Linked DNA regions of Homo sapiens: region 2 is linked to region 1. The links are chromatin loops, found by intact Hi-C in ENCODE. Cell type or tissue: gastrocnemius medialis. All regions are shown on one strand. Each heading gives the region's core, and the rest is flanking DNA. Links, peaks and the distances in the headings are about the cores only. Region 1 holds the start of LOC105375124 (a long non-coding RNA gene). Region 2 has its middle 23 kb from the start of ELFN1.

Region 1 (15,707 bases), core at 2,722-10,721:
AGTACAAAGAGGTGGCGTTTGCAGTGACATCGGGACAGTAGGGCGGACCAGGATGTGCGGTCACCCCACCTGGAGACTCTCCCATCTGTGTTCTGGCTGGGGAAGCTGAGGTCCTCGGTCACACTCAAGTTAATGATGGAGCCACTCTAGGACTCCAGAAGGGCCCCCTCCCTGGCCGTGTTGGTTCAGATTGTTCAGATTCCCTCTCGCCCATTGATTGGTTTGTGGACCTCAGCTGTGACCTCTCTGGCATCCTATCCTGGACAGAAGGGTCTTGGGCCTCTGCCCTCATTTCTCTTCCTGAGAATCTCACCTCCGCGGAGCCACACTCCAGGGGTTCTTAGGATGGGATGCACAGGAGGCTGGAAACGTGAGCTTCCTCTTTTTTTGCCCCCAAGAGTGTCTGGGACCAGCCCGGAGCTGTCCAGGGGCCTGAGTGCCTGAATCACATCTGGGGTTGAATGAGTGCCTCCATCTCCACCCCCAGGGGTTACCAACAGGGCCCCGCCCACCAACAGGACCCCGCCCACCAACAGGACCCAAGCCACCAACAGGGCCCCGCCCACCAACAGGGCCCCGCCCACCAACAGGACCCAAGCCACCAACAGGGCCCCGCCCACCAACAGGACCCAAGCCACCAACAGGGCCCCGCCCACCAACAGGACCCAAGCCACCAACAGGGCCCCGCCCACCAACAGGGCCCCGCCCACCAACAGGACCCAAGCCACCAACAGGGCCCCGCCCACCAACAGGGCCCCGCCCACCAACAGGACCCAAGCCACCAACAGGGCCTCGCCCACCAACAGGGCCCCGCCCACCAACAGGACCGGCTCTGGGCTAGGCAGCCCCGTCTAATTCCCGCTTCCGCAGACAGGGCCCTCTGGACACACCCACCCCTGGAGACCCCTGTGTCTTAGACATGGCCCTGTTGTTCCCCAAGCCTCCCAGCCCCCGCAGTGCCCTCCCTCCCTACCTCAACCGACAGAAGGAGGAGCCGAGTTTGGATGGGGCCACAGACTCTGATTCTGTGAGGACACTGCCCTTTCCAGATCTGTTGGCAGACCTTTGGCATCTTCTTGAAAACCAAAGACACAACAGGGCCCAGAGGAATCTCCCCAAATGGTGGGGTTCGAAGCACTGGGATCAGGCCAGGAGCAAATGGCTAGGAGGTGGGGGGCCTCCCCTACCATCACCTCTGCAAACCCTTCCCCACCATCACCTCTGCAAACCCTCCCCCAACACCGCCTCTGCAAACCCTAGCCCCAGCCACTGGCACTCAGGCAGGGGCCTCCCCCACCATCACCTCTGCAAACCCTCCCCCACCATCACCTCTGCAAGCTCCAGCCCCAGCCACTGGCACTCAGGTGGGGGCCTCCCCCACCATCACCTCTGCAAACCCTCCCCCACCATCTCCTCTGCAAACCCCAGCCCCAGCCACCCGGCATTCCGTGTCCTGGGTTCCCCTTTCTCAGCCCAGAAATAAGACTCAGCTGACAGCATTCTGGCACAGTGTCCTTTGCGAGCCTGATGCTGCCTGGAGATGTCCCAGCCAGACACCTCTCCTTTTAAACCCCACCCTCTGCCCATTTTCCCTGTCCCAGGGAAGCCACTATCCTTGCACTCAGGCCCAGGCTGGATGGAGTCCACGGCCTCTGCCCTTACTCCAGTGGGAAGACGAAGATGGGAACAGCCGGTGGGCAGACGTCTCCACAGTGGGCCCCAGGCTTCCTCTGCCTGCCCTTGATTTTCCCAGAGGCCTGCTGGCTCACGCCTGCCAGGAGGCCCATACAGCTGCGGGCAAGGGGCAGCCAGCTATGCCCCAACAAGCCTCAGGAATGGGTCCCCAGCCTCCACCCAGGCACAGCAGAGAACACCGAGGCCATGAGCCAGGGAACCAGCGTGCAGGTTTGTGGCATGAATGAATGGAAAACCGCCTTCAATAACCGGGCCCCATCTAACCAGGCAGGTGGTAGACCAGATGGCTCTTTGCGCCAGCTTGTGTGCCAAGAACCTCAGCAGGTTGTGATGCCTTTCTGAGCTCCTTAAAAGCTCCTTCCTATTCCAGTGCATCTCAGGCCCTGGAGACCACCTCTCTCCCCTTCCGGTGGTGGGATCCCTTCCTCCCCCCAGCACCCCCCACCCCCCGCACCTAGTACTTGGATCTCTCTTCCACAGTGTAAGCTCTTACTTTTATTATGTAACATAGAACATCACTGTATTATCGTCTGAAGTAACGATTACTAAATAGTGAGCATTAACTCAAACTCAGACCTTGCATGCTCCGCTGGTACAGAGGCAGCCCCACACCCATCCTGCCTGGGCCCAGGTCCCAGCTGTGTCCCTTACCAACGTGTCCCTTGCACTCTCTCTGTGCCTCAGTTTCCTCTTCTGGAAAATGAGAATGATCAGAAGACTTTCCACGTCATGGTATTTCTATGTGTTTAATAACATGTTTAAATAAACACGTGTCAGCACTTGCAAAATTAAACATTGGATAAAACCTGTCTGGCATTACTGTAATGAGCTCTCTCATCCCTGTGAGGTAGCTGAGAGGCACAGAAAGATTTAGCAACTTGCACTGGGGGAGGGAGAGCCGGTGGGAGGCAGTTACATGGCTGATCACTCACTCACCCTCCTCCTGGCTGCCCAACCAGGCCTGATGTTTTCAGGGAGCTACAGGGGTGTCACCTTGGAGAGGGATGACCTCACTGTGTAACTCAGGGAAAATCCCTTTCCCTCTCAGGGCCTAAGTGTGTGAGTGCAAGCTCTCAGGGGGCAGAGGCCAATATTGGGAGCGTCTCTTGATGTGACTCCAGGCACGCTGGAAGGCACACACAAGGCAGCGAACTTGCTGGACAGTGCATCTGCCCTGTGCCATGCCCTAGCGTGGCGTCTGGCACATAGTAGGTGCTTTAAACGCCTTGTCGGCTGGAAGAAGAACAGCTGGGGCCTTAAAGCCATCAGCCTGTGAGATGAAGGTTCAGCTTCTCACGGGCACCATTTGCATGCAGGGCATCGAGTTACGCACCTGCCAAGCCCACCACACTCAGTCCATCGGGTGTTTCCTCAGTGCCCAGAGGAAGCCGGGCCTGTCAGGGTCGAGGAGGGTGTTCTGAGGGAGGGACTGCACCCAAAACCATCGCTCACGATCTGCTGTCCAGGAGTTTTTGAAGCCAATCAGTACCCCTGCCCATGGCAGAGGGAGGTCCTGGAAGGGAACGAGAAGGCCCAAGCTCAAGTCTCCCTCGGTCCCCTGTGATTCTGTGACACTCCCTTCCCCTCTCTGGTCTTCAGTGATTGTATCTGTGCCATGGGAGCTTTTGTGTGACTCACTGCCAGAGGCCCCTGGCTTACGGCTCCCAGAACATTCTGGGGTGTGTACATCCCATCCTTTACTACAACAGGTGCGAAGTGGACGGTCTTCTGCGCAGCCCTGGGAATGGCTGACCTGGTCAGGGGCCCGGGTGGCCCAGGCCTGGTCCTTGGGACTAGAGAAACAGTGCTTAGACCAGACAGGTTGTCTAGCTGGAGAAGTGGGCACATTAACAAGTACAGGTGCTTGGCCCTACCTAGACTTACCAAATCAGGACCCCAGAGTTACGTCTTGGAAGCCTCTTTTTCTAAAGTTCATGAGTCATCCTCACAGCTAGCCCAATTTAGGAGCCACTTTTTTTTTTTTTTTTTTTGAGATGGAGTCTCACTCTGTCACCCAGGCTGGGGTGCAGTGGCGCGATCTCGGCTCACTGCAACCTCCGCCTCCTGGATTCAAGCGATTCTCCTGCCTCAGCCTCTCAAGTAGTTGGGATTACAGGTGCCTGCCACCACGCCTGGCTAATTTTTTTATATTTTTAGTAGAGACAGGATTTCACCATATGGGTCAGGCTGGTCTCGAACTCCTGACCTCTGGTGATCCACCCCCCGCTCAGCCTCCCAAACTGCTGGGATTACAGGTGTGAGCCACCGCGCCTGGGCAGGAGCCACTTTTTCAGTCCAACTTCCACTCCAGTACTTTAATACCGTCTCTGGTGTCCTGCCTCTCCTTGTATACCTCCACTAATGGGGAGCTTAGTTTTATATGGCAGCCCATTGCTTTCTAAAACATTTTAAAATTGATTATAAAATATTTAAGATGTCTCAAATATCTAAGAAATCCCTTATAAATATTTTAAAGTTATAAAATATTTAATACAATCAATGACCTAAGGAGTAATACAATGAATACCTAAATACCCACCCCTTCCCAGCTTAGTCCCTGTGCAATGAAAGCTTCCCCTTCTAGATCCTTTATCCCTCTTTCTCTTTAAAAATTTTTTTGGCTGGGTGCGGTGGCTCACGCCTGTAATCCCAGCACTCTGGGAGGCCAAGGTGGGCAGATCACATGAGGTCAGGAGTTCAAAACCAGCCTGGCCAACATGGTGAAACCCCATCTCTACTAAAAATACAAAATTAGCCAGGTGTGATGGCAGGTGCCTATAATCCCAGCTACTCGGGAGGCTGAGGCAGGAGAATCACTTGAACCCAGGAGTTGGAAGTTGCAGTGAGCCAAGATCGCACCACTGCACTCCAGCCTGGGTGACAAGAGTGAAACTCCATCTCAAAAAAAATTTTTTTTCATAGTGGTCAAATATACATAAAATTCACCATCTTAAGCATTTCAGCACGCGGTTCAGTGGTGTTCAGTGGATTTGCGGTGTTGTGCGACAGACCTCCACAACGTTATCGTGACACATTTTGTATACTTTGACCATATTTGTACAAACGCCTATGTAATACGCTTTTGCAGGCTCTGACGCTTTGGATATGGCGTGTGGTACAGCAGGTATCTTGGAGAGCTTGCTTGTTGGCTGGGAGGCGTATTTGTGAGTGGGATCCACTCTGTGCACATGGCTCTGTGGTTCCTTCTTTTTCACTGCTGCATAGTACTCCATCGGGCCCACGCCTCACAAGGTTCTGGTCCACTCTCTCATGGACATCTGGTGTCTGCCCTGTCACCATTATAAACAATGCTGTTATGAACATCTTTGGGCAGCTCTCCCAGCTTCTCCAGGGCTGTGCCCCGGCCTGGGGCTTGGGCTCGTGGGCCACGAGCATCTTTGCCTTGGTGAGATGTTGCCTAGTTGTTTTCCAGCACTGTGTACTGGGTCCTGCTGTCATTGTCAGGCATGGAGAAGTCTCTGGGAGGATGAGGAGTGGCCACATGCAGTGCCTGCACGGGGTTGGGGAGCCTTCTGCTATAGGCAGCTCTGCAAGTTGCAGTGCACCTGACGCCCCTGCCCTCAGCCAGACACCCCATCTCCTCCCACTTTTTTTTGGATGAGCTGACGTTGTGTCCCCTCCCATTGAGGCCACTCATTCACCCGGAAACATGCCCACGCTGACCTGTGAGCCACGTGGGATGTGGTTAGTCACAGGGGCTATGGGGCCAGGCTGCCTTGGCTTAGGCCCCGGCCCCACCACTTAGTTGCCGTGGGAACTCAGGCAAGTTCACGAACATGTCTGCCCCTCGTCTGTAAAATGGAAATAACAGCACAGACGTCACAGGGTTACCATAAGTATCCAACATGTTAATATATGCAGAGTTTCTAGCACAGTGCCTGGCGCGTGGTAGGTGCAATGTCAGCATGAGCTTTTGTGATCTCCCTGGAGGTCTGAAACCAAACCCTTCATCGTGGCTAAGCAGTGCTGGGCAGAACCAGATCACCTCCTCTATTCTACCTAACAGATCTCTATTAAGTCAGCCCGCGTTGCCTTCTCAGGTGACCGTGTTTACCCTTGAACTTGCTCTTGGTCTTCCTGTTCCCTGAGGTGCCGTGCGGCCCCACCTCCCTGCTGGCTGGCTACGTGGGTGTGAGTTTTGCCCTGTGTGACTTGTGGAGATGAATTTGACCCTCAATCAGTCCAGCAGGAGGGAAGGCTTGGATCTTGGTCCTGGCCCTCCTGCAAACTCTCAAATTTCGCCCAAACTGCTGCTCCCAGGTAGAACCAGGTGAGGACAGAGCTTGTGACCCCCACCCGGACCCCCTTTGGGGAACCCCCGCCCTTTGAGGGACTCAAGCATAAGTGATCACTGACCACAGCCTTGCCAGAGCCCGGGGCCCCATGAACGCGACTCCCCCCAGGGCCTGTCACAGAGGCCGGGTGTGTCTCACCTGATTCTTCTCCGTGGATTCGCAGGTTCACGGCCACCACTGCCCCTTCCTCAAGGTCAAGGTTACCTGTGCCTCACACCCACCTCCCGTCCTGCACCCCTGGCACCCCTTTTGGCCTGTGTCAGCCTCTTTGCCAACTTCTGAGGGCATCATCATCTTCATCGCCTTACCTCACAATGGACACTGGCCCTGCCCTGATGTGAGGTGCTAGCCCCCTCCCCACCATGCCGGGCATGGCCCTGGCGAGGCCCCTGTGGGGAGGGGCACAGCCCAGGAGGCAGAACAAGGTGTCACAGCCCAGCCCTGCACCCCAGAGGGTGGTTCTGTCCCTGAGCAAGGTTGGGCTGGGGATCAAAAAGGGGTCTCCCAGAAGTGGGGCAGAGGCCAGGATTAGGGAGGGGAAGCAGGTGACCCTGAGACCCCAAAACCTGGTGGGTGCAGGCAGTTTGGCCCACAGCAGGGGCCAGGCACTGTCTTTAGGGAAGAAGGAACCCAGGGAATAGGCCGATGATTCCCAGAGGGAGGCTGCCCGGCCAGAATCCCGCCCACAGCTGGTGCTGGGGCTCCTGGCAGCTGGCGGGGGCCCTGGTGGTGTGGAGAGGAGAGGAGACAGTGGGACGGGACAGGGCGCAGGCGAGGCCGGTGACAGGTGCGTGTGTCTGCCAGGTCGGTGCAGCCTTAGAGAGGCGGGAGCGAGACAGACGGGAGGGAGGGAGGGCAGCAGGTGTGAGGCAGAGCGGGGGTGGGGTGGGAGCAGAACACAGGCCTCCCTCCCGGGCCGGCTGCCTCTCATTGACTAAGTCACTCCTGAGAGGGTGCACTCACACCCCAGTTGGGTGGTTTCCAGTGTTGTCGGCTTCACCGAAAATGGAATGTCCTCTGGCTGCCCCAGCTGTCGGACGCCCGCCTGCTGTGAGGCAGTAATTAGACGCTCCTGTGTGTAACACATGTGTGCACGTCTGTGTGTGCACGTCGGGAAAGGGTGGGGCGGGGCAAGTGGTAGACCCATGGCTGGAGGGGCCAGAGAACATGCCCACACATGCGCACACACACAGTACACATTCACACAAAAGTCACACTCAGACACACATAATACACACTCAAAATAACACACAGTACACACTCGCACAAAAATCACACACAAATACACACTCACACAAAAATCACACACAACACACCCTCGCACTCACAAATACACACGCACAAAAGTCACACAATACACAAAAATCACACACACATAGTACAGTCTTACCCCAAATCACACTCACACGCAAATACACAACTTGCGCAAAAATCACACTCACACACAATACACACACACACAATACACACACAAAAATCACACTCATACACACGCACTATTCTCTCCCAGGGCCTAGTGGGTCTTCGGCTGGAGAACGCAGGGCTCCAAGGTCCGCACCCGCCACGGTCCTGACCCCTCCTTGCCCTGTGGCCACCGCACCCAAGCTCTGTCCCGGCCACTATGCTGGGATGGGGACATGAGCCACTGTGGGTCTCTGGGTGGTGCTCCCACCCCAAGCCGAGAGCCGCAGCCCTGCCTGCACCGTGCCTCTCCAAACCCTGTCAGTTCTTCCTCACCTTGGCCCTTTGAAGCCTAAATGAGAAGATCTATTTATAGCAGTCAGCATATGGACCCTGCCAAATGTGCCCGCTCAGACATATGCTGGCGGCACGCTCAGCCCAACACCACGCCAAGTCCCTCCCCAAGGCCAAGCTGGCCCAGCTCCCCCGAGGCCTCACGCCCACCAGAGTGTGCTCCCCGGGGTCCCTGGATCCCCTGGGGTGTGGCAGCTGCTGCAGAGGGGACCCAGGCCTCCAGGGAGAGCTAGCCAGCCACTCGCTTCTAGCCCAGGCTCTGTCCAGGGAGGGCCCCCAAGTCCCTTCTCCCTCTACCTCCTGGATACAGACAGGTGAGCAGGTGGGAGGTGACAGCCAGAGGCACGGCAAGGGTGTCACCCTGAGAAGAGGGGAGGGGCCGTCGTCCCAGCCTCAGGTGGGACATGAGCCCAGCTGTTACCCGTAGGGCCCACAGGCGGGCTGGGATGCCTCCTCCACCAGAACTCGCCCCTGCACGTCCCGATTCTTCCGTAGGGGACCCATGTCTGCTGAGACAGGAGCCGGGCTGGGTTCTTCCCATCATTTGTCCTTTTGTTTAGTCCTCTGAGGGTCGTTTTACAGGCACAAAGATTGAAGCCCAGGGTGGGTGGGCTACTTACTCAGGGGCACACAGCAGCAGGCAACAGGATCGGTGTCCAGCATCGGGGTCGGGCTGTGGGATTCCATCACGCGTGTTCTCTTCAGCACTCATAGCCTCTGTGATCCATGAAGACAGCAACCCTGTTCCGTCCATCTTGGTTCCTTCCCTGCCCACACCCAAGCACTCAATAAATACCAAGTGAATGAATGATTGTGAGAATGAAGAATGAATGAGCACACGAGGGGGGTGGAGATGGTGAGTGTGAGTCCCCAAGCTTCAGCCAGGCCTCTCCACCATGCAGTCTTGCTCTTCTCCCTGGGGTAGCTAGAAATGATGAGACAAGGTCTTTTATTCTGATGGGGTTATCTCCTGAGGCTTTTATTCTGGTGGGGGTATCTCTTGAAGCTCAGCTGTTTCCAGAGGCCAAGAAACTAGGGCTGAATCCTCCCTTTTCTCTTTTCCATGAGAGGGGCAGGGAAAGGAACTAAGTCTTGGGACCTTCAGTAGTGGGGTGCCCCTGTGGTCAGTCCTGGGCTGCCCTAGAAGGGTAGCCCCAAGCTGTCTCCCCAGCCCCACTCAAGGGGCCTCCCTTCATTTCCTCATTCAATTCGAGGACTCCACTCCCTTCCAATATTCTGTCTGCCTGGATGCTTTGGCCTTATCCAGTAGTCTTTTTTTGGTCACCCAGGGTGGCATGCAATGGTGTGATCATGGCTCACTGTAGCCTCCACCTCCTGGGCTCAAGGAATCCTCCTGCCTCAGCCTCCCAAGCAGGTGAGACTACAGGCATGTATCACCATGCCCAGCTGATTTCTTATTTTTTGCATAGATGGGGTCTTGCTTTGTTGCCCAGTCGGATCTTGAACTCCTGGATTCAAGCAATCCTCCCACCTTGCCCTCCCAAAGCTCCAGGATTACAGGGGTGAGCCACTGTGCCTCACCTCCCCTAGTCCTTATTTGCAGCCTGTTGGACTTTTGAATGCCCAGGGAATGGGCCTTCTCTCCACCCTGTGTGCAGGGGAGCGGTTTGAGAGAGGCCGAGAGGTCCAAGCACCACCCCTTTGCATGGGCGGTTTTCTGTCCAGAGCCATTGAGAGGCAGGGCCGGACTTGGATCCCAGACCTTCCTGCTCCACCCAGGGGCCTCTCTTTTTGCCTCTCCTGCTCCAGGTTGCGAGGACAGGCTTTCCCTTAGGGCGCCAAACGGGTGAGAACAGAAGGTCTCCCCCAGGACCTGTGGTCTGCACTGTAGCCCTGGGAGTGACTCCTGCTCCCCATCCCCCTGCCACTGCAGTAGCCCCTGTGGAGGGAGCCCAGCCCCGGCCTGCACCCTTCCCAGAGGCTCACTGACTAACAAGGGGCAGCCTCTTTCAGACCAACCGCATTCTGCGGCCTTTCAGCTGTAATTAATGTTTGCTGTGTTATTAGAGAGATTCTTGATAGGCTCTGAGATGCGGAGGGTTTGCAGAGCTGGCTGGGCGAGCAGAAGCCAGCTGCTGCCAACAGGCACCCAGTCCTCTTCACTCAGGGTCCTGGCCACCTTCCCTCACAGAAAGCCACTGCCCCAGCGCTCAGGGTCCCCTGGTTCGGAGGCACCTCCTGGGCTTTGCTCAGACCCCCCACCTTTCCTTCTGTCCATGCAAATCCCACCGATGGCTTTTGGACCACTTCACGCCCCAGGCAGCACACAGCACATGCGTTTTCTCACGTTCCCCCCTCCAGGAACCCCAGGGTGATGTTAGTATTTTCAGTTTTCAGAGGAGAGAAAACAGAGGCTGGGAAAGACCCAGAGTTTTGTGAGTATCAGGAACTGAGTGGGAGGATCCAGCTCCACCCGGGTCCCAGCTCCTGTCGGGGAAGGGGAGTTTCACACCAGCTCCTCCGTGTGTCCAGCGTGTTCACAAACACCATCGCATCTCACTGTCGTGATGGTCCTGTTCATCATCTCATGATGTCCATCATCTCATGATGGCTATCAGTGGCCCCATTTGTCAGAAAGGTAAACTGAGGCTCAAAGAACTTAAGGACATTCTGCAAATCACCCAGCTGGGGAGCAGCCGGCTGCTCAGGAGGCAAACTCAGCTTAAAGCCCAGCTCCTCCTGCCCCGCGGAGCTGCCACTGCCAGCTTCCTCTGGCCCTCACACCACACAGGGCCCCTCTGCTCAACTCACTGCCAGGAGCCCTCCAATTCTCCAGTGGATTCTTAGAGCCAGAGCTTGGCCCCCTGTGGTGGATGGGGAACGTGAGCTTGGAGGAGGCCTGGGGCTCCCCACCCACTCCCTCTTACTTGAGGACTTGGGTTTGGTGTGAGTCAGTGATCCTCCACTGTCCCACAAAGTCCTGCACCCCGGGGCTCAGGGCCAGCTTCTTTTGCTCAGGGTTCTTGGGTCAGGCACTGGGAAGGGCTCAGCAGGGCGGTTCACCTCTGCTCAGCAGCGGCTCCTTCACTCCCAAGCCAGTGCCATGGCCCTAGCCTCTCAGTCTCGATGGGACCACACCCCCCACCACCCAGGCCTCACAGCAGGGTGCTGGGAAAGTCGCTTTTCTCACCTGGTGGCTGCTTCTAGGACACAGGAGGCAGGGTGGCCGGCCTAGCTAGGGGCTGTGCCCAGGACGGACACGGCTTCGCTTCTACCAGCGCCTTGGTTAAGGCTGTCTCAGGCCAGCCCAGATTCAGGCGTGCTGAGCTAGACCCTGTGTCTCAGCAGGGGGTGTCAAGGTCTCTGCAGACTCCAGGTGGGAGGTAGAGACGCAGCTGTCTTTTGCAGACAGGGTCGGCCCTAGTAGTCCTGCCTTGAGCCCCTATTTACTTCCTGCGTCTGTTCCTTTTCTCCTATGTTAGAACAGCCGTCCCGAAGGGGCTGAGATTGCAGTTTATTCATTTTGTATTGTCTGTGCCCTCCCCTCTCAAATGCCTACTGGGATGTCCATCTGTCAGCACGGATGCCGAGGCACGTAGACCAGCAGGCCCCAGGAGGTGGGCGGGGGTGGTCTCACAGGCCTAGCCTCAAGGGCAGGGAGCTGGGGTCACCCTCCAAGGCCCTCGGCAGCCCCACCCGGGGACCAGCCCCTCCCAGATGCCATCTCCGAATCCGCCACGTCGGATGCCTTCCAGGCGGTCATGAGCTCTCCCAGAGGAGGCTTCTCTATCGTTCACCCTGCTTTGAGCTGACCCTGAATCGTGAAAATCTGGAAAGCACAGAAGACAAATGAGGCGTGACATTTCACTTGAGAAAATGATCATTCACTTTACAAAGCAGTGTGTGGTGTTTGCCTGCAGGACTTTCCGGAACACATCCACTGGGGAGGGGGGCCAAGCCTACAGAGCCAGGGGCTTCCAGCAGCAACACTGTTTGATGAGCTGGAGGAGGAAGCCAGGACAGCCTCAAACCCCAAACCAGCCAAGACCCTGCAGGAAATGAAACCCCACCCTGATCTCACCCGTGAATATTGGATCAAAAAGCCTCAAAGACACTCAAGGAAATCCAATTCCACAGAATATCACAGAGATAAGAATCGGCCATGATTATGTAGAAGTTATACAAAAAATTCAAAGTTGGCTTAATATTAGATAAATCTATTAATAAACTACACAGTGTCCACAGGTCAGCTGGAATGCACATTCATAATGACGAAAGGCATTTGATAAAATCCAGTGCCAATTTCGGATTTTAAAGTAACTGCTAGAAATAGAACCAGAAACACACGTCTTTATCGAAGTCAAGAATCTGTCTCAGTTCAACAGCCAGAATCATTCTAGGTGATGAGATTTTTTAATGATTCCCATTCAGAAACTTATATTAAAAAACAGCAATGCTTTCATCATTGTCCAGAAATTCTGGACATAGCAATAAGACATGAAACAGAATTAAATGGGATGTCTACAGGGAAGAATTGTAATTATTTGCTGACAAAATGATTCAAGATCTTAGAAACCCAAGAGAAGCAACTGAGAAAAAAAATGACTTAATATAAAAATTTAATACGAAGGTGCTGGGCTGGAAATCAAACCAACATATACAAATCAATAACTTTTCTCTGAACTAACAACAGCTAGTCGAGACACATAATTAAATAAACGGTCCCCACTTACAACGGCACCAATAAAACAACAAAACCCTCCCAATTCCCAGGAATGAATCGACAAGAGAAATTTAGGATCATTATGAAAAACTCTCTAAAGTTATCCTGAGAGATATCAAAGAAAACAAGAGTGGTGAGATGTGCCGTGTTGGAATATTACCCGAAAGTCTTTCCAGAATTAATTCACAGGTTTACCACCATCCATCAACAGGCTCGCAGCGAGTTTTACAAAGCGAGATAAAATCATTCTAAAAGTTCATCTGAATGAATATTCAAATGGCAAGACTAAAGAAACGCAGAAAAGGGAGAATGATGAAGGATGTCTTTCCTGCCAGGTATGGAAGCTTTTTATAGAGTTATGGTGATTGATATTGTGCTGAAATTGGTAAAAGAAGAGAGGGGAGGTGTTATCAATAGAAATAGGAGAAATGGTCCCACACAGAGGCCTCATGAGAGGGTGACCATATGACAATTTATTGCCCCAAATGGGATACTTTTAGAGTGACAAGAGGATGTATTCACCATTATACGGGGAAACAGACATGCACAGGGCCCATCCCAGGAAAACCGTGACATATGCCGATTTCGGATTGCCTTCCTTTATTTATTTATATATTTTTTGAGACGGAGTCTCGCTCTGTCGCCCAGGCTGGGGTGCAGTGGTGCGATCTCAGCTCACTGCAATCTCCGCAGGAGAATCAAACGATTCTCCTGTCTCAGCCTCCTGAGTAGCTGGGATTACAGGCCCCCACCACCACGCCTGGCTAATTTTTGTATTTTTAGTAGAGACGGGGTTTTGCCATGTTGGCCAGGCTGGTCTGGAACTCCTGAGCTCAGGTGATCTGTCCGCCTCGGCCTCCCAAAGTGCTGGGATTATAAGCATGAGCCAGGTGCCTGGCCTGGTTGCCTTCCGTTATAGGCAGCTATGGAGTTAATATTTCCCTGAATTCATTCAGCATGCACTGCCTACTCAGTGCCTGGAAAGGAAACCCCAGCTCCAGCCCTACCTGCCCCGAGCTTTCGGTGCAGAAGGTGGACTCTAGGTGGAGATAGATGGGAATCAGAGCCTGGCAGCGTGGGGTCACAGCGGAGCAAGCACAGGCAGCCCCGGTTACAGAGGGGAGGTTCCAGCCCCAATCTGGGGGCTGAACAGAGAAGCCCACTGAGTGGGGGAACATTGGGGTGCTGGGAGGGGTTCACGTCCCAGGCAGAGGAAACAGCATGTCAGCAAAAATGCAAGAAGTCCAGGCGAATCACAGCCTCAAATGGCAAAATGAGAGCTGAGAGACAGCAAGGACCCTCACTGATGCCCAGTCAGCCCCTTTAAGAAGTGCGGACTCTCTCCAGGGTACTGGGGAGCCACGTAAGGTTGCAGGGGGTAGGAGGAGAGGCAGGAGATGCTCCAGCCTGGGTGGAGATGGAGCACCAGAAATCAGCCCGAGGGAATAGATTACTCAACATAGTGTCAGGGCAATTTGTTGCCTATTTGGGGGAAGGGAGAAAATCAATTTTGATCCTTCTTTACACCAGAAAAATAGTCTGCAGGTGGATTGACAGTTAAATGTAAGAATTCAAACAGTAAAGAGGTTGGTAGACAGAGGCGGGTGTCCTGTCTCAGGATGGCATGGAGTTCCCCGAGCCGCAAAGCAGGGGAAGGCCATGTCGGTGGGGAGAAATATGCCCCACGGAGCTGATGACAAGCAAGTCAAAAGCAAGCATCTCCAGGCTGTGGCAGTAGCTTTGTCTGCAGAAACCTCTTTCCTGGGAAGTGAGCTCAAGCCACAGTGGGGACGGCGCTGAACAAGCTTCGGGGAAAGGCTGTGTGATGAGGTCAAGAGACATCTCATTTTTCTTTTCTTTTTTCTTTTTTGAGACAGAATCTCACTCTGTCACCCAGGCTGGAGTGCAGTGGCACAATGTCAGTTCACTGCAAGCTCTGCCTCCTGGGTTCAAGCGATTCTCCTGCCTCAGCCTTCCGAGTAGCTGGGATTACAGGCACCTGCCACCACGCCCGGCTAATTTTTGTATTTTTAGTAGAGATGGGGTTTCACCATGTTGGCCAGGCTGTTCTAGAATTCCTGGCCACAAGTGATCCACCCACCTCGGCTTCCCAAAATGCTGAGATTATAGGTGTGAGCCACCGCACCCAGCCCACATTTTTATTTTCACAGCTCAGCCAGATCCAGCTGAGGTTCCTTGGCAGCCGGGACACCAGTCCCCGGGACACGCAGTGCCCGACAGGTGGCCTTGGGGAGTGGAAATGGTGTGACCGTGTGAGCGAGGGCTGGTGGCCGGGGAAGCCTCCAGAGGGAGTGACAGGCCTCTCGGGTGCTGATGGGCGTGGGGACAGCAAATCCCTTCCCTGTCCTCTTGAGGCAGGAGGAGCCCTGGGCGGTAGGACAGTAATTGTCTCGTGGTGTTATGTCAGCATCCCTGGGGTTATGATAGAACTTTCTAGTAACAGACAGGAGATAGCACCCCTTCCGACTGTGGAAACATCCTGGTCACTGAGCAAACCGGGCTGGGCCACTCCCTGCCTGGGGCGGCCGCATCCCAGCCCCGTCCCAGCCCATCTTCCGTTGCTGAAACCTCCTAGGCTAGACTTTGCTTGATCATTTATTTCCCTTATTAGTTTAACATTTGAGGGCTAATTGCTCATTTCTAACCTTCACCCCAAAACCATGCCCCAAATCTCTAGCACAATTAACAGCAGCCAGGAAACACAGATTCAGTCATTGTGGTAATGGTGCTGTGAGGCAGGATCTGTGCTTGCAGACAGCCCACACGCCTGTGCACCTGCGCCTGGGGAGAGGGGAGCCAGGCCTCAGCTCCCCCAAAGGGTCCTTCCAGCATCTTAGCAGGAGGTCCTGTTCTACCACTAGGCTGTGACCCCCGGTCAGAACAGGGACAGAATCTGCAAGCTTGAGATCATCAGAAAGGCTTTCCCAGAGCTCAGGGGCTCCTGGAGGTCAGGGTACTACTAGGAAGAGAAGAACCAGCACCTGTCTGCCTTCAGTCTCAAACCAGCCATCCCTGAAAGCAACTGGAGAGATTCAGGTCAGACTAAAGATAGAACTTCCAGCTGCCAGGGTTATGAGGGCGTGATGAGGAAAGTGCCAGGCATCCTTGGACACCTAGACCCTTGCCTGGCATAAGTGATGCGCTTTCTGACGGTGGTGGGAGGGGGACCAGTGTTCCTGGAGAGGGTCATTCCTCCTCTCCCGGGGCCAGCCAGCTACCCGCACCCCACATCCCTG
Region 2 (15,707 bases), core at 4,471-12,470, 77 kb before region 1:
TACATGGGTGAGGGGGGGCCTGGTTCTCGGGAGGCCTCTGATCAAGACGGATGTCGCCCTTGCCTGGGCCGCAGCTCAGCTTCCTCCCGGGCTCCCCAGCCCCACGGCTTCAGTCTCATCATCGCCTGGGCTGGAGTTTATCCGGTGAGATGGATGAGGCCAGGAAGGGGTCTGGCACCCAGCAGGGCCGGGGGGAAGCTCCAGATTCTCAGCCAGGAGATTCTTTTTTTTTTTTTTTTTCTGAGACAGGGTCTCCAGTGCAGTGGTGGCGTCACAGCTCACTGCAACCTCACCCTCCAGGGCTTGAGCGATCCTCCCACCTCAGCCTCCCGAGTGGCTGGGACTTCAGGTGCGCCACCACACCCAGCTAAGTTTTGCATTTTTGGGGTAGAGAAAGGGTTTCTCCATGACGTCCAGGCTGGTCTCTAACTCCTGGGCTGCAGTGATCTGCCTGCCTCGGCCTGCCAAAGTGCTGGAATTACTGGTTTGATCAGCCAGGGGCCTCTTGGTGTCTCCAAGTAGAAGGAGGGTTTGGTTTCTTCTCCTGATGGGAATCATTTGCATATGATACAAAATTTCTCTTCCAAAATGTAACTCCAGCAAAGACAGGCCCTGCCTTGGAGCCACTGGCGTTGGAAGCACCGTTTCCTGCCGTGTCTCGGAAGGGGGCGCTGTGGCACGTGGCAGCAGAGCCAGCGCGCTGCAGCCCTCTCTGAGCCCCGGGTGGTCCACCCCTCGGCCCCTGCTGGGGTGGATCACCCACCCCTGTTCTTGGGCATTTTGAAGGCTCAGGAAAGCCTTTGACCAAATTCAGAGGCAAAACTCATTCACCTGGAAATCCGCCCCAATAACCTCTGCTCAGGAAGCCAAATGCCCAAACTAGACCCCTCAGCTTCAAACATCCCCAACCCCAGCCCCCACGCCCAGCAGCCCCAGACCCCATGATGCCAGGAGCCACCACCAGCAGGCCCAGGCTGCCCCCCTCAGTGGGGAGCTGCACCCCAGACTGGGTCAGCCTCCCACCGCTGCAGCTCGGAGCTCCCTGGTCCCCCCAGCCTTGCCCCAGGCCCGTGCTGGCCCATGCACGTGCACTCTGCAGCTTCAGCGGGCCTGGCCTCCCCTCCACCTCCTCTCTTCCCAGCGAGTTACTCTAGCCCTTCTCCAAGCTGGCTACCACCTCGCCTTTCTCCCCCAGCCCACCTCTCCCCTCCATGCCCCACCTGCCCACTGGTCCCCCTCCACTCTCAGCCGAGCTCCTGACGGTGCCCACAAACCCCACCCAGACCTACGCCTTCCCCAGTCTTCCCCTATCTAAGGTCATCAGACAGACACAGAGCTGGGAGCCCTCCCTGCACCCCCTTTGGCCCCACAGAGGGTCCCCAGCTCCGTCCTCTCCCTGCCCCATCTGTCCTCACACTCAGGTACCCTTCCTGGCTCAGAACAGCCGGCTGTTCCCCAGGGTCCCGAGCCCTCACCCTGCCTGCCCCCTGCCCCATGTGTGGCCTTCCATCTGTCCACCCAGCCAGCTCGCCCGGCTGCAGGGTGTTGGCACTTGGTGTCCTTCAGCTGGGGTTCCTCACAGCGTCGCTGCTTCTCACCACCCAGGTCTCGGCTCAAAATCCCTCTCCTGGGAGAGGCCATTCCGGAACCCCAGGTTCAAGCACAGTGCTACCCCCTTCTCCCGCCCCCCAGCTCTTTCCATCGCATTGCCATGGTTGACTTACTTCACTGTCTGAAATCCGTTCTTCCCTCCCCCTCTCTCTCCCTAATTTGCTAAAATGTCGGTTCCACGAGGCCAGGGTTCTGTGCCCTTTCCTGTTGATCCTGGTACAAGAGCCCCGGCCACAGGGCAGGCTCACGGCAAGGCTGTCAGACAGAAGAAGCCGATTTCACCAGCTTCCCGGAGGGGCCAGGGGATGGTCCTGCCTGAGCCTGGGTTCCATTCTTTGGTCCTCTGTGAGTGGCCTCACCAACTGTATCCCAGCCTCTGTTTTCTCATCTGTGAAAGGGGGACAGCTTCCCATGGTGGAGGGAGGTGATGTGCTTTGTAAAACCCCAAGCCCCCCGAGGAGCCTGGATTTGGCGTGCTACCCTGTCCCCCTGCTGTTCTCCCCACATAGACCCCCTGCCCCAGCCGGAATGGCACCCGGAGCTCCAGCGTCAGCCGTGGACATGGTGGGGGTCCCGCTTCCTGCCGAGACCCAGCCCTTACTGCCCTTCTCAAGTCAGGCAGGAACAAGGGGGTGAGGGGACTTTCCTGGGCCATGCAGGAGTGAGAGGCCCCAGGTGGATCCCCACCCCCCACCCTGGAAGAACAGGCATGGCGAGAGGGAACCCCAGACAGTAACACCCCTTCCTCTCCGCAGAAGCCCCTATGGGACGGGCCCTGGGTGCAGCGTCTGCCCTAGCAGACCTGCCCCTGCTCCCACGCGGATACGGGCTTGCTGTGTGACTGTGGGTGTGGCCTTCTCTCTGGGCCTCAGTTTCCCTTCTCTCATCCCAAGGTTGCATTCCATGGGCCCGGGAGCCTTTTTTGGACAGACGCCGTGGTGTGACTCCAGCTGAGCTGCCCCCTTGGCCAGGGCCACCAGAGGCAGCCCCCTGCCTCCAGATCAAGAGCCCACCCACCCTCACGGGTGGCCAGGAGCTGGCCCCTGGCCTGTGGGCCGGCCTGGCTGCCTTGGTCATGGCAGGAAGGATCCATCACTGCTGCCTGATGGATGATCTGAGCCGCCTCCTGCCCGCGCCCCGTGCTGTTTCAGCTGCAGAAAAATGTTTATCACTCGGCACAGCAGCGACCCTCCCTCCCTGCCTGCCTCCCTCCCTGCCTGCCTCCCTCCCTCCCTCCCTCCCTCCCTCCTTCCTTCCCTCCCTCCCTCCCTCCTTCCTTCCCTCCCTCCCTCCCTCCCTCCCTCCCTCCCATGCTACGGACTCCCGGCAGACATCAGGAGGCTTTCCGGGGCTATTTTCATGATTTTAATTTTCTATTCCCCATCTCCTCTCTTCCCCCTTATTACATTTTGGGCTTTTTTGGGCTTCTGGAATGAGCATACGTTTTCCTGGTGATATTTTTTAATAAAAACCATCATTTATGATTATTTTTCTTCCCCGCTTGCTGTCAGCCTCCCCATTGGATTTCATATGAACACGGCTTCCCGCCTGCTTTGCCTCCGAGGGCCTCCCTCTGGCCCCAGGACCCTCCTGTGTCCCTGCCCCAGCCAGCGCTGCTGCCTTCTGCTGACCACGGCTGCCGGTCTTCTGGGCTTTTCTGTTCTGTCCTTCAGATGGGTCTCACCTGCACACTTTTCCTTCCTTCCTCCCTCCCTCCCTCCTTCCTTCCTTCCTTCCTTCCTTCATTCCTTCCTTCCTTCCTTTCATCAGAGTCTCACTCTGTCATCCAGGCTGGGGTACAGTGGCACAATCACAGCTCACTGCAGCCTTGAACTCCCAGGCTCAAGTGATCCTCCCACCTCAGCCTCCTGAGTAGCTGGACTACAGGTGTGCGCCACCACACCTGGCTAACTTTTTGAAGAATTTTTTGTAGAGATGGGGTCTTGCTACATTGCCCAGGCTGGTCTTAAATTCCTGGGCTCAAGCAATCCACCCTCCTCACCTCCCAAAGCACGGGGACTATAGGCGTGTACCACTGTACCCTGCACACCTTTCTTGGTTGCAGTGCACAGAAGGGGCTGGGGACTCAGAGGGAATGGGGCTGCCCTGCAGGCCATGGGGTTCAGCACCCTGTGCCCCCCCACCCCAGACCTGTGGGTTCTGCAAAGCTCCTCACAAGCCAACGGGCTGCCAAGATCATCAAGGAGAGAGGTTTCCAAAAAGACCCCCGTCCTCAAACGCTACCTAAACTGTCGACATTACTCAGTGAAACAGAAGCTGGCCCACCACCGTCTACAGCGAGACTTGGGCAGGTCCTTTCTTCTAGGTTTCCCTGTCTTTATTTGTTTATTGGAGGTGGGGTCTCACTCTGTTGCCCAGGCTGGAGTGCAGTGTTGCAATCATGGCTCACTGCAGCCTTGACCTCCTGGGTTCAAGCGATCCTCCCACCCCAGCCCCTCAAAGTGCTGGGACTGCAGGTGTGAGCCACCACATCGGGCATCCCCATCTTTAAATGGAAGCTAACTTCAGGTTATGATCCTTCCTTCATTCAGCAAACACTGAGGGCCTACTGTGTGCCACACACCTGTCCCAGGGCAGGAACCAGCTCAGATGTAACTCTACCTACCTGCACGTCAGAATCTGTCCACACAGGCTGGGCATGGTGGCCCACACCTGTAATCCCAGCACTTTGGGAGGCCGAGGCGGGCAGATCACCTGAGGTCAGGAGTTCCAAACCAACCTGGCCAACATGCTGAAACTCCGTCTCTACTAAAAATACAAAAATTACCCAGACGTGGTGGCGCACACCTGTAATCCCAGCTACTTGGGAGGCTGAGTCAGGAAAATCGCTTGAACCTGGAAGGCGGAGATGGCAGTGAGCCGAGATCACGCCACTGCACTTCAGCTTGGGCAACAGAGTAAAACTGTGTCCAAAAAAAAAAAAAAATCTGTCCCCACGCTTACAGATGACAGAATGGAGCCCTGGGCTTCTCCATGAAGTTCCTGTGTGACCTAGGGCAAGGCACTGCCATCTCTGAGCCATCCTCGCTTTCCATCTCTGTGAAAGGAAAAGGCTTGGACACGGAGCTGCCCCGCCTCTGACTGGACGTCCCTTCCCCACCCAGCGCCAGAGGATCTTGTGATCCAAGCAGTTGCAACCTCGCCGGGCTCCTGCGGCTCCCGCCAGTGGACCCAAGAAAAGCCAGGCCTGTCTGAGGTCCAGGCATGGTGACCCCAGGTTACCCAGGGTGCTGGAGCCCTCTTCCGTGGCAGGGAGAGGCCACGTGCTCCTTCCTGCTCTGGTTCCACCCTCACTGGCCCCTGGTCCCCGCCTGTTTGAGGAGATCCTGAGGGGGCTGCCGGGAGGACTGGTTCCAACGCTCAGGGCCTCCGCCTGGACTCTGGCCTGCAGGCTTGAGGAGGGAGAGGCCTGTCCTCCCTCACTGCCACTTCTCCCTTATCAGTAGTAGGAGAGGTTACTATGAATATTCATATGGCTCACATGAATATTTATGAGAACACTGCGCCGGGTCTATCTTCTCGCCCTTGGGTCCCTCCATAGCTTGCTAACTCGCTGCACCCACGGGTCTCTGTTGACCCTTGTACTCGAGCCAGCGAGGCGGCTTTCCCTCCACCGACAGAGGTCTGCCCGGCAGCCCCAGGGCTCCCTCACCCCAGGACACCCCTGGGTGGGAATCGTCCCTGGCCCAGGGCTTGGCAGGTGTAGGCCCTGTCTCAGGTCTGACCCCACCTCCTGTGTAAGGGGGAGCCCCTCACCCGGCCTCAGTTTCCCTTCTGACCTCCACAGGTCCTTTTGGCCCTGAAAGGGTTTGGCCAGGCTGATGGGCTCCGGGAACAGCACGTTCTCTCTGATTCTTCTTTCCAATGCTCCATTGTGTGGGGACAAAGCCGAGAAGCTCCGGTTCCCCAGGGGTGTGCCAGGCCAAGACTTCAGGTTACCTAGCACAGGGAACCAGAGGGGCCTCTGGTCAGGTGTCCCCGCTGGCCTCCGGGCCCACAGCCAGGGGCTGCTTGGTCAGCCGTTCCCTGGCACAGGCCAAACCGAGGTGAGCTGGGAGCACTCGGGGCAGGCAGGGGCTGCAGGGGTGGCAGGGGAAGCATTCAGACCCCAAAGCTCAAGGGTGGAGGGTGAGTGGGACCTCCGTGCCCCGGGACGTGCTGTCTGGAGGAAGTCACGCTCCACTGCTCCTGGTGGCGCGATCTTGGACAGGTCACGCTTCTCTGTGCCTTGGTGTTGCTCTCTGCCGTGCCTTCCCCAGGTGTGTTCAAGGTGGGGCCACCCTTGGCAAATGTGGATGCTCTGTGTGGGGGACCCCCCACTCTGAGGGCATTTGGCCATTTGTCCAGAGTGGACCCAGCTGGGGGAGCAGTGACACCACCATGGAACCCAAAGCTTTGAGACTGCAGGGAGGCCAGGCCCTGCCTCTGCCCCAGAACGGCTCCAGGTTACACAGACCACGCGGGGCCTTCCTCCCCCTGGGGGAGCGAGACGTCCCTCCTGCTCTCTGCTGATTTTTGTTTTTTCTTTTGAGACAGAGTCTCACTCTGTTGCCCAGGCTGGAGTGCAGTGGCACCATCTCAGCTCCCTGCAGCCTCTGCCTCCCAGGTTCAAGCGATTACCCTGCCTCAGCCTCCTGAGTAGCTGGGACCACAGGCGCCTGCTACCACACCAGGCTAATTTGTGTATTTTTTAGTAGAGGTGGGGTTTCACCAGGTTGGCCAGGCTGGTCTCGAACTCCTGACCTCAGGTGATCCATCTACCTCAGCCGCTCAAAGTGCTGGGATTTCAGGCATGAGCCACTGTGCCCAGCCCTTTTTTTTTTTTCTTTTTTTTTTAAGCTGGGACTACAGGTGCATGCCACCATGCCCAGTTAATTTTATATCTTTTTGTAGAGGCAGTGTCTTGCCGTGTGCCCAGGCTGCTCTCAAACTCCTAGGCTCAAGTGATGGCCTCCTAAAGCACTGGATGACAGGCGTGAGCCACCACGCCGGGCCTCTCTGCATATCCGATTCTCACTGGGCTTGTGAGCCGTGGGCATGCTGGGTCCCCCTCCCTTCCTGGGTGCCCAGCCTCCCCTCCCCAGGGGATGGACCCTCCTCCAGGGAAGCCAGGGGCCCTTCCTCAGGGATCCATAGACTGGCTGCAATTTTCAAGGAGTGTAAGCCCTGCCCAGCGCCTTCCAGAGAGTTCCAAGACCCTGGGACCCCTGGGGTCATCTTCTCCCGAGGTCTCCTCTCCACTGAAGCATGACTATGATCTGGGAGCCTTACTGAGTCTCTGGATTCTGGGGGCCACGGTGTGAGATCTGATTCCTCCCTTGCAAGTTAGCAAATTAGAGGCTGTGGGAAGTCCTGATCTCTCCACCCGAGCTTCCCAAACAGACGCTGGCCCCTCTCCTTTGGTGCTTGGCTCTGACCTCAGCGGTGGAAGTTCAGAGGGCTCCAGCGCTCGCCCAAGGTCACAGAGCCAGCGAGTGGGGCTCCAGCTGGGGTCTGGGCCCACCTCACTCACAGCCTGAGCTTACAGCCACCATCCGGGGTGGAGGACAGATGGAGGTCCCTCGCACCGGGGCTTTCTGCACGGGCTGACCCCAGCGAGCTTCGTAGCTCGGGCCCAGCCTGCTGGTGTCGTTTGCCTAAATGTGTTCAACCTCGTCTTCCCATGAGACCGACACGGCCACCGCCAACATCTGCGGGGACAATGACAGAGGAATGCCTAATGAGGGCCCGGCGTGGCCCCGCCACGGAGCGCAGGCTGGGACAGATGGTCTATCATTACCCATTTTTATTAATTACTGCTCCCCGTGCTGCGATTGGCTCCAACGGCTCAGGCACGTTGGACGCGCTGTGGCCGCAGCTATTCTGGAAGGAAGAAACGGCCCTTCATTTAGCACAGCGTGCCTTTCCTCCCAGCTTCCTCAGAGGCCACAGGCATTTTTGGCTCAGCGAGGTCCCTGGGGAACTAGGCTGTGCGGAGGGAGGAGTGTGCAGCTGCCACCTGACTGATGAGAAGGGGCGGAGGGGCTGGTGCGGGGAGAGGCAGAGAGCCCCTGTGACTCCAGCCTGGAGCGAGGCCCTGCGGGGAGACCCGGGACCTCTGCAGACCTGGCCCAGACCACATCTGCATCCCACAGGCTTGGGCCGTTGGCCTCAGGGAAACTTGGGGCCCGCGGACCCCGCTGCTGCCACGGAGTTTGTGCCTTACCTGGGTTTGTGCTCGTGGGCGTTGATCTGGGTTGAGGGCCGCAGCCTCGCTCCTGTTTATAGACACTCGGGGTCCCAGCCCAATCTGCCCCAGGGGCTCCCTGAGGCTCTGGGGTCCTACAGACCTGGGTCAGAAGCCCCACACGGGCTCCAGCTTGCAGGGATGCTGGGTGAGTCCCTCCCTGCCTGTGGGCTTTGCACTCCTGCCTGCAGAATGGGGGTGCAGAAGCACCTCCTCATCAAATGCTCAGGTGGCTTGAGTGAGCCGATGCCCAGGGCCTGCCCGCCTTGGGGGATGCCCAGGACACCCACACTGCCATCCAAGTTTGGCTTTGGGCGAGTTCCCAGCTGCCTGCAGCTCTGTCTCCTCTCCGAGAGGCGGTCATGTTCTGCCTGCCCTCCAAAACAAAGGGGATGGAAATGCGTTGGGGTGAGAAGGACCTACCCGGTCAGACCGTCCAGGCTGGGCGAGGACCAGGACGGAGGGCTGGGGCGCCCTGTGAGGTGCTGTGTCTCCCTGCCTGCCAGGACGCCGAGTTCCCCACTGACCGGCCTTCGTATGGGCCCGTTAGCATGGGAGATAATGGGACGTGAAGCACGAGGTTTCTAGTCAATACAGAGGAGCTGGGAGGCTTTTTATATCTTGTTCTGTCACCCTGGCCAGGCGTTTTATCTGCTGCCTGCTTGACAGCCTGTCACAGAGCCAGGCCCTGCCGGAGTCCTGGCCCAGCCTGTCCCGGGGAGGGGGGTGGCGGGGAGGCTGCCTGCGGAGCGGAGCCGGCAGAGCCCTGAGCAGCGCCTGCAAGAGGAGCTCCCGTTGCGGGACCAAGCGAGCCCTTGGCCCAGCTCCACAGCAGGCTGCACCCCCGGAGCCCCCAGCGTGGAGTCAGGAAGGCCCCATCTGTGTGAGTCTGCTCTGACCACAGTAATACACCCCACAGACCAGGCAGCTTACACTACAGGAATTTATCGTCTCCCATTCTGGAGGCTGGAAGTCCGAGATCAAGGTACGGGCAGGGCTGCCTTCTCCTGAATCCTCAGCCCGTGGCTTGCAGATGGCATCATCTCCCTGTGTCCTCACCGGGCTGTCCCTCTGTGCGTGTCTGTCCTGATCTCCTCTTCTTACAAGGACACCCGTCTGATTGGATTAGGACCCACCCGTATGACCTCATCTCGTCTTAGTCACGTCTTCAAAGGCCCCGTCTCCAAACACAGCCCCATTCTGAGGTCCTGGGGGTCCAGGCTTCAGCATTTGAGCTTCGGGGGCACCAAGCAGCCCGTAACACCCCCCTCTTCCTGGGAAGTCCTCTTCCTGGCACCTCCTGACCCTTCCCGAGTGACTCAGGGCAGACCCCTTCCGCTCCCAGCCTCCATGACCTGCAAGGATGGTGTGACGATGGGCCAGGATCATCAGGGTCATTTATCTGCCAGCTTGAAATGCTGCACTTATGGGAGCCTGCAGGTGACGGGAAGGGTGGAGAAGGGGCCGGGCCCCGCAGAATGTCTGCGGCATGGACGCTGGAGCCCAACGCCTGTGCCTGGCCCCCAGCTGTGCCACATACGGGCCATGTGACCATCAGCAAGTTATATGACCTCCCTGGATCTCACGTCCTCATTTGGCAAACAGGGATAGTCGTGATCCCTCCCTTAGGGCCGGTGCTTGGAAAGAATGAACGAACATGGGTAAGGTGTGCCTGGTGAGCGCTGTCTGGGCTGAAGGAGGAGTTTGAGAAGGCGGCTTTATGAAGGGAGGTGGCCGGGCGCGGTGGCTCACGCCTGTAATCCCAGCACTCTGGGAGGCCAAGGCGGGTGGACCACTCGAGGTCAGGAGTTCGAGACCATCCTGGCCAAAATGACGAAACCCTGTCTGTACTAAAAATACAAAAATTAGCCGGGCATGGTGGTGCATACCTATAATCCCAGCTATTCAGGAGGCTGAGGCATGAAACGTGGAGGTTGTAGTGAGCCGAGATCGCACCACTGCACTCCAGCCTGGGCGAGAGAGTGAGACCCCATCTCACACACAAAAAAAGGGGAGATTATTTGGGGTGGAGTGGGCCTCAAACCCTGGGGAAACATTTGTGCTAAGTTCCATGGGCAGCTTTGGGGATTTGCTCCACAAGGACTCCCGAGAGATCAGTGTCCGCAGGGTGACACCGGTGGCTGGGTGACCAGGAGAGGTAGAGGGGAGATGGGGCCTTTGCTGAGACCCTGTGGAGGTGATGAGGTTGGAGGAGAGGCCATGTGGAGGAGACCAGCTAAGAGCAAGGAGGGGACGGCCTCAGGGACCACACTGTCTGGTGCAGTGAGGGGCGCTCATCCCTCCCCGGCACACAGCCCGGTGAGTAAATTTTGGTGCACAAAGCCAGCAGCTGCCACAGCTGGGCAGTAGTGAGCTCCCTGGCGTTGGAGGAAATCAAGCACATCCTGATGCTCACTGAGTGGGGAGACTTGATGGGAGAAACAGGAAGACCAGCATCATGGAGGGGTGGATTTTATTCTTATCAAAAGCAGTGGGGGGAGTTTCGAGTCCTGGGAAGAAGCACTGGAGGAGATGGCTTTTGGAGTCCAGGGATGGATCCCCAGTAGCTGCCCCATTTTCTGCATGAATTCGTGCTTTCATGGAGGCCCAGGGGCCGGGCAGCACAAGTCAGGCTGTGGGCTCAGGGTCCACACACCAGCAACCCTGGAGGAAGTGATTTCTCTGGAGTCAGCTTCTGGTGGGATCTGAGGTTTGCAGCCGTCGATCTGGCCTCAGAGCTGAACCTCTGCCCTGCAGAGGCACCGAATGCCCACCGAGGGGCGGCTTTCAGGGCCAGCGTGCCCCGAGCCAGGCAGATGAGGCTGGTTAGGAATGGAGGCCACTGTCATTTACTGCCTCTGACCCTAGGGATCAGGCCAGAACCAGGGAGCTCCTGCCAAGGAGACGGACATGGAGGTGCCGGCTCCCCTCCCGGAGGAAGCCTGATCGATCCCCGCTGCCGCAGAGCCCTGCAGAGCTCCTACTTAGGCCTGGTTGTCCATCACGATGCGGGCTTGGAGCGAGTGGCCTTCCCATGGGAGACGCAGGGGAAGGCCCGCTGCAGGAGAAGGGGAACTGAAGTAGGGGCCGGGGCTGGGCCAGTCCACTTGGCAAGGACGTGGCTTGCAGGGGGTGCTGAGACCTTGGCCTTTTGCCAAAGCACCCCGCTCCCTGGAGCCACTTGCCCACCCCTCCCCCAGGCTGGTTCGGCCCCAGCCAGGTAGGTCCAAAGTCCTGTGCTGCCGGAGTGGAGTCTAATAAGCCCCTCCTGGCAAGGGGCTCACCACCAAGGCACCCCACGATGACGGCTCAGGAAGTGGGCCCACGGACAGGTGCCTGAAAAAGCCCAGGACCCCTAAGCTGAGGCTGAAGGACAGAGGCGTGGGAGAAGCCAGCCAAGGCTCGGGAGGGCACCCCAGGCGGAGGCACCAGCATGAGTCAAGGCCCGGAGGGGAGCGCTAGATACAGCCCTGGGTCCTCAGGCCGAGGATGGGGACTTTTTCTGAGAACATGAGGGTTTCCAGATTGGAATGTTGGAAGGCTGGGCTCCAGTCACAGCCTGAGGGAGGCTTGATTGGAGCAGGCAGGAATGGAGGCCCAGAGAATCTTGCACGGTGAAGCGGGCGGAGCCAGGCAGCTGCCACCCCAGGCACACACGGGCACACACCTCCTCCTCCCCCTCCCATGTTCTCTAGACCTGCCCCAGGCTTCTCCGAGCGGTGACCAGGCCCCTGGGGAGGGGCTGAAATCTGGAGGCGGGCATGGTGTTCCCAGAGAACATGGTGGGGTGGGGACTTACGCTCAGTGAACCCACGTTTCTAAATGCCAAATCTACTCTAAACTCCAAAGGGGGTTGGAGTTCTTGTCTCTGCAGAAGGGCAGATCAGGGAACTATTCAGGGGGAGGGGGGGCAGAACCTAGAGGCCAATTCATTGTCCAGGTTGAGTCAGGAACCCTGGGGTAGGCCCAGCTTTGGGAGGACAGAGGACCTTGGGGTGGCAGGAGAAGGGAGGGTCAAAAGTGCATCAAGGGGTAAGGCCAACCCATGTAGCCTCAGAGAACTGAGATGGGGACTCGGAACCTGAGGTCTGCCCCGAGCAGGAGGTCCTGGGCAACTGCAGTCTTGCCCTTGGGTGGGGGAGGCCCTGCCCAAAAGATGGGGTGGAGAGAGTGAGGGGAGCGCCCCCATCAGGGGTCGGACTTTTCCCTGAAACTTGACTCTCGATGCTTTTCTAAGTGATTAAAAGTCCCCCTAACCAACAATACCCATGTCAAACAACGCCTCCTCCAGGAAGCCACCCTGGGTTGCCTGGGATGGAGATCAGCTCCCTCTTGGTATTTGTGGCACCAGCTTGCTGTGGGGAATATTAGTGCCCAGGCTGGGTGATCTTAGGCAAAGGACTTGACATCTCTGAGCCTCAATACCACCTGACTGTCAAAGGACTAATAAAGTCAAGCTCCAGGGCTGGTGAAGGAACTGAGACGGGGATTATCATGAGCTAAACTGTGTCCCCCAAAGGACACGCTGATGTCCTATCCCCAGTATGTGACCTTATTTGGAGACATGGTCTTTACAGAGGTGATTAAGTTAAAATGTTCTGGGGTGGGCCCTGATCCAGTGTGCCTGGTGTTCTTATGAAGAGGGAACATTTCAGCCGGGTGTGGTGGCACATGCCTGTGGTCCCAGCTACTGAGGAGGCTGAGAGGCAGGAGGATCACTTGAGCCCAGGAGGTGGAGGCTGCAGTGAGCTGTGATCGCACCACTGCACTCCAGCCTGGATAACAGAGCAAGACCTTGTTCCTCCAACCTCCAATTTTTTTTTTTTTTTTTTTTTGAGGCAGAATCCCTCTGTCGCCCAGGCTGGACCGCAGTGTCATGATTTTGCCTCACTGCAACATCTGTCTCCCGGGTTCAAGCGATTCTTCTGCCTCAGCCTCCCGAGCAGCTGGGATTACAGGCACCTGCCACCGCACGCAGCTAATTTTTGTATTTTTAGTAGAGATGGGGTTTCACCATGTTGGCCAGGCTGGTCTCTAAATCCTTACCTCAGGTGATCTGCCCGCTTCAGCCTCCCAAAGTGCTGGGATTACAGGCATGAGCCATTACACCTGGCCTCGATTATTTTTTTTTTTTTTTTTTTTTTGAGACGGAGTCTCGCTCTGTCTCCCAGGCCGGACTGCGGACTGCAGTGGCGCAATCTCGGCTCACTGCAAGCTCCGCTTCCCGGGTTCACGCCATTCTCCTGCCTCAGCCTCCCGAGTAGCTGGGACTACAGGCGCCCGCCACCGCGCCCGGCTAATTTTTTGTATTTTTAGTAGAGACGGGGTTTCACCTTGTTAGCCAGGATGGTCTCGATCTCCTGACCTCATGATCCACCCGCCTCGGCCTCCCAAAGTGCTGGGATTACAGGCGTGAGCCACCGCGCCCGGCCAATTATTTTTTTAAAGGAGGAAATTTGTGCACAGACAGACGTGTACAGAGGAAAGACATCCCTGTGACTGAGTGACGTGTCTTCCAGCCACGGAGCACCAAGGCTTGCTCAGGGATGCTGGAAGAGGCAGGAAGGATCCTCCCCAAGAGCTATGAGAGGGAGCGCGGCCCTGCCAATCCCTTGATTTTGGACTTTGGGCCTCCAGAGCTGCGAAAGAGCAGACACCTGTTGTCTTAAGCCCCCCAACGTGTGGCAATGTGTTATGGTGGCCCCAGGACGCAGATACAGGGACAGATGTGGGCTCCCTGCAGAAATGCTATGAGCTCCTTGTGGTGTTACCCCAGCAGCCCCTGTCACCTGCCCCTGTCTGTGTGCCCTGAAGTCAGACTCACGGCACCTTGTTGGCCCAGCCCCAGGTGCTCCATGTAGATGCTGATAGGTGATGGAGGAAAGAAATAGGGTGATCACACATGCACGCATATACATGTGTGGACAAGCATGCAGGCATGCACACAGGCACATGTGCACATACATGCAGGCACATGCACACAAGGGCACGTACATGTGTACACACATGCAGGAATTCACACACACACACAGGAACACAGGCACATGCATGTGCACAAGCATGCAGGCATGTTCACATAGGCACACACATACGTACATGCAGGCACACACACAAGGGCACATGCATGTGTGCACAGACAGACATGCTCACATATATACATGCGCAGGTGCACAAGACGTGCACACAGGCAGACATGCTCACATATACACACATACACAGGTGCACACAGGTACATACTGTGCACACAAGCAGATATGCTCACATACGCACAGGTGCACAAGACATACTTGTGAACACACATGCAGACATGCTCACATACTCATACATGCACAGGCACACACAGGTACATACGTGTGCACATAGAGACATGTTCACACGCATGCACACAGGCACACACACACTTGCAGTATGTGCGTGGACACAGGCCCAGATTAGCACCCTGCTAGAGATGGAGACCAGCCCCCACGCAGACCCCGCCCTGCCTGCCCATCCAGCTCCTGGAGCCAGCGGGCGTCTGCGCCCCAGTGTTTGGCTGCAGTGAGTCAGGCCTTGGGGAGCAATGCGCCATGCTCAGCTCTGGGAGCGGGCCAGGGCACTGGTCCTGGGGCTAAGGCCCAGCGTGTACAGGCTGTTTGCTGAGGGCGTGCTTTGAGGAAGAGCATACCCGGGTTCCAAAGCGCCTACAGTGAACATCTACTGTGTACAAAAGTGACAGTGATGATGAGACCAGCCTGATCCCCGAGGGGCTCACAGAGGGAAGCCGGGGAGGAGGGAAGACAAGTCCTGAGGCCCCACTTCATCATAACAGCAGGAGGGGTGCACTGAGCTCAAGGCCACGTTCACAGGTGGCTGCTGACAGTGCCTCCATCTCCACCCAGGGACCCCACAGCGTGGAGGCTGAGGCCCCTCTACCATTTCCTTACCACTCCTAGACATCACGGGTCTCTCCCTCCAAGTGAAACATCCTGGCGGTTGAAACTTGTTTTAAGAAATAAGATACCTCCGGGCGCAGTCCACGTAGGAGCCTGCAAAATGTCACTCCTGTTATCTTCTCATTTAGCCCTATTTCAGTCTGAATAAAGCAGAATGAATCACAGGGGACCAGGTGAGCAGAGCCCGAGGCCTGGGCCATTTGCCTTCATCACTGAGGAGGCCGTCTGCACCCCAGCCTTCAGCATGCAGGGGGAGCGAAGGGGGTGCCCAGCCTCGCCCCGCCCAGCGCACCCCTGCAGCAGCCCGGGAGGGCAGGCCGTGGCTCCTGGGAACACGGCGCCCAGCTGCAATCCACATTGCTGCTAGTGAATATGGACAATTCAGAGACATGAAATAAGGCAGACAGAGAAAAAGCATCGGTGACTCTGCCAGGCTACATATGTGTGTGCGTGTCTGCATATATATACACACACGTGTATACGCACACACAGAGCCACACATCACTCAACGACAGGGACACGTTCTGAGAAATACATGGTTCCGTGATTTTGTCATCGCGCGTACATCCTAGAGTGACTCACACGAACGCAGATGGCGGAGCCTACCCCACGCCTGGGCCTCGCGGTACAGCCTGTGGCTCCGGGGCTACACACCCGCACGGCAGGTGACTGCACTGAACACTGTAGGCAGCTGCAACACAAGGACAAGTCTTTGTGTTTCTAAACACATCTAAACTCAGAGAAGGTGCAGTAAAAATAGGGTATTATACTCTTCTGGGACCACCATTGCAAATGTGGTCCATTGGTTACCAAAGTGTCTGTGTGTTGTGTGTATACATACGTAATTTTTCTTTTTCTTTCTCTCCCTCCTTCCCTCCCTCCCTCTTTTCCTTTGTTTTAAAATTTTTTTTTTATAA

The links. Hi-C counts contacts between places; a loop is a spot of excess contacts. Peaks named below come from ENCODE experiments on the same cell type or tissue, not always from the same donor. Only the 100,000 strongest peaks of a DNase experiment are listed, where the experiment ranks them.
Region 2: it touches region 1 in a loop (2.4-fold over the local background); 3 of 110 quality-filtered maps call a loop at or near these places.

What each region holds. Positions count from the first base shown.
Region 1 is chr7:1,718,599-1,734,305 of GRCh38, forward strand. The region is part of intron 3 of ELFN1 (extracellular leucine rich repeat and fibronectin type III domain containing 1); the gene reads left to right. It overlaps LOC105375124 (a long non-coding RNA gene), which reads right to left and starts at 7,782. Exons shown (of 4, transcript XR_001745057.2): 1 at 6,150-7,782; 2 at 5,380-5,507; 3 at 4,642-4,985; 4 at 2,426-3,208. LOC124901819 reads right to left here and starts at 1,787. Exons shown (of 4, transcript XM_047421176.1): 1 at 1,663-1,787; 2 at 314-837. The coding sequence starts at 1,787. RefSeq lists enhancers at 6,073-6,659, 14,315-14,816. In gastrocnemius medialis, for the core only: no CTCF peak of the experiment used is centred there; DNase peaks (open chromatin) are centred at 6,863 and 7,799; H3K27ac peaks cover 1,741 bases.
Region 2 is chr7:1,639,887-1,655,593 of GRCh38, forward strand. No RefSeq gene overlaps it. Among named protein-coding and RNA genes, the nearest start is that of ELFN1, 23 kb to the right of the region's middle. RefSeq lists an enhancer at 9,263-9,770. In gastrocnemius medialis, for the core only: no CTCF peak of the experiment used is centred there; DNase peaks (open chromatin) are centred at 8,535 and 8,942; H3K4me3 peaks cover 393 bases; H3K27ac peaks cover 3,445 bases.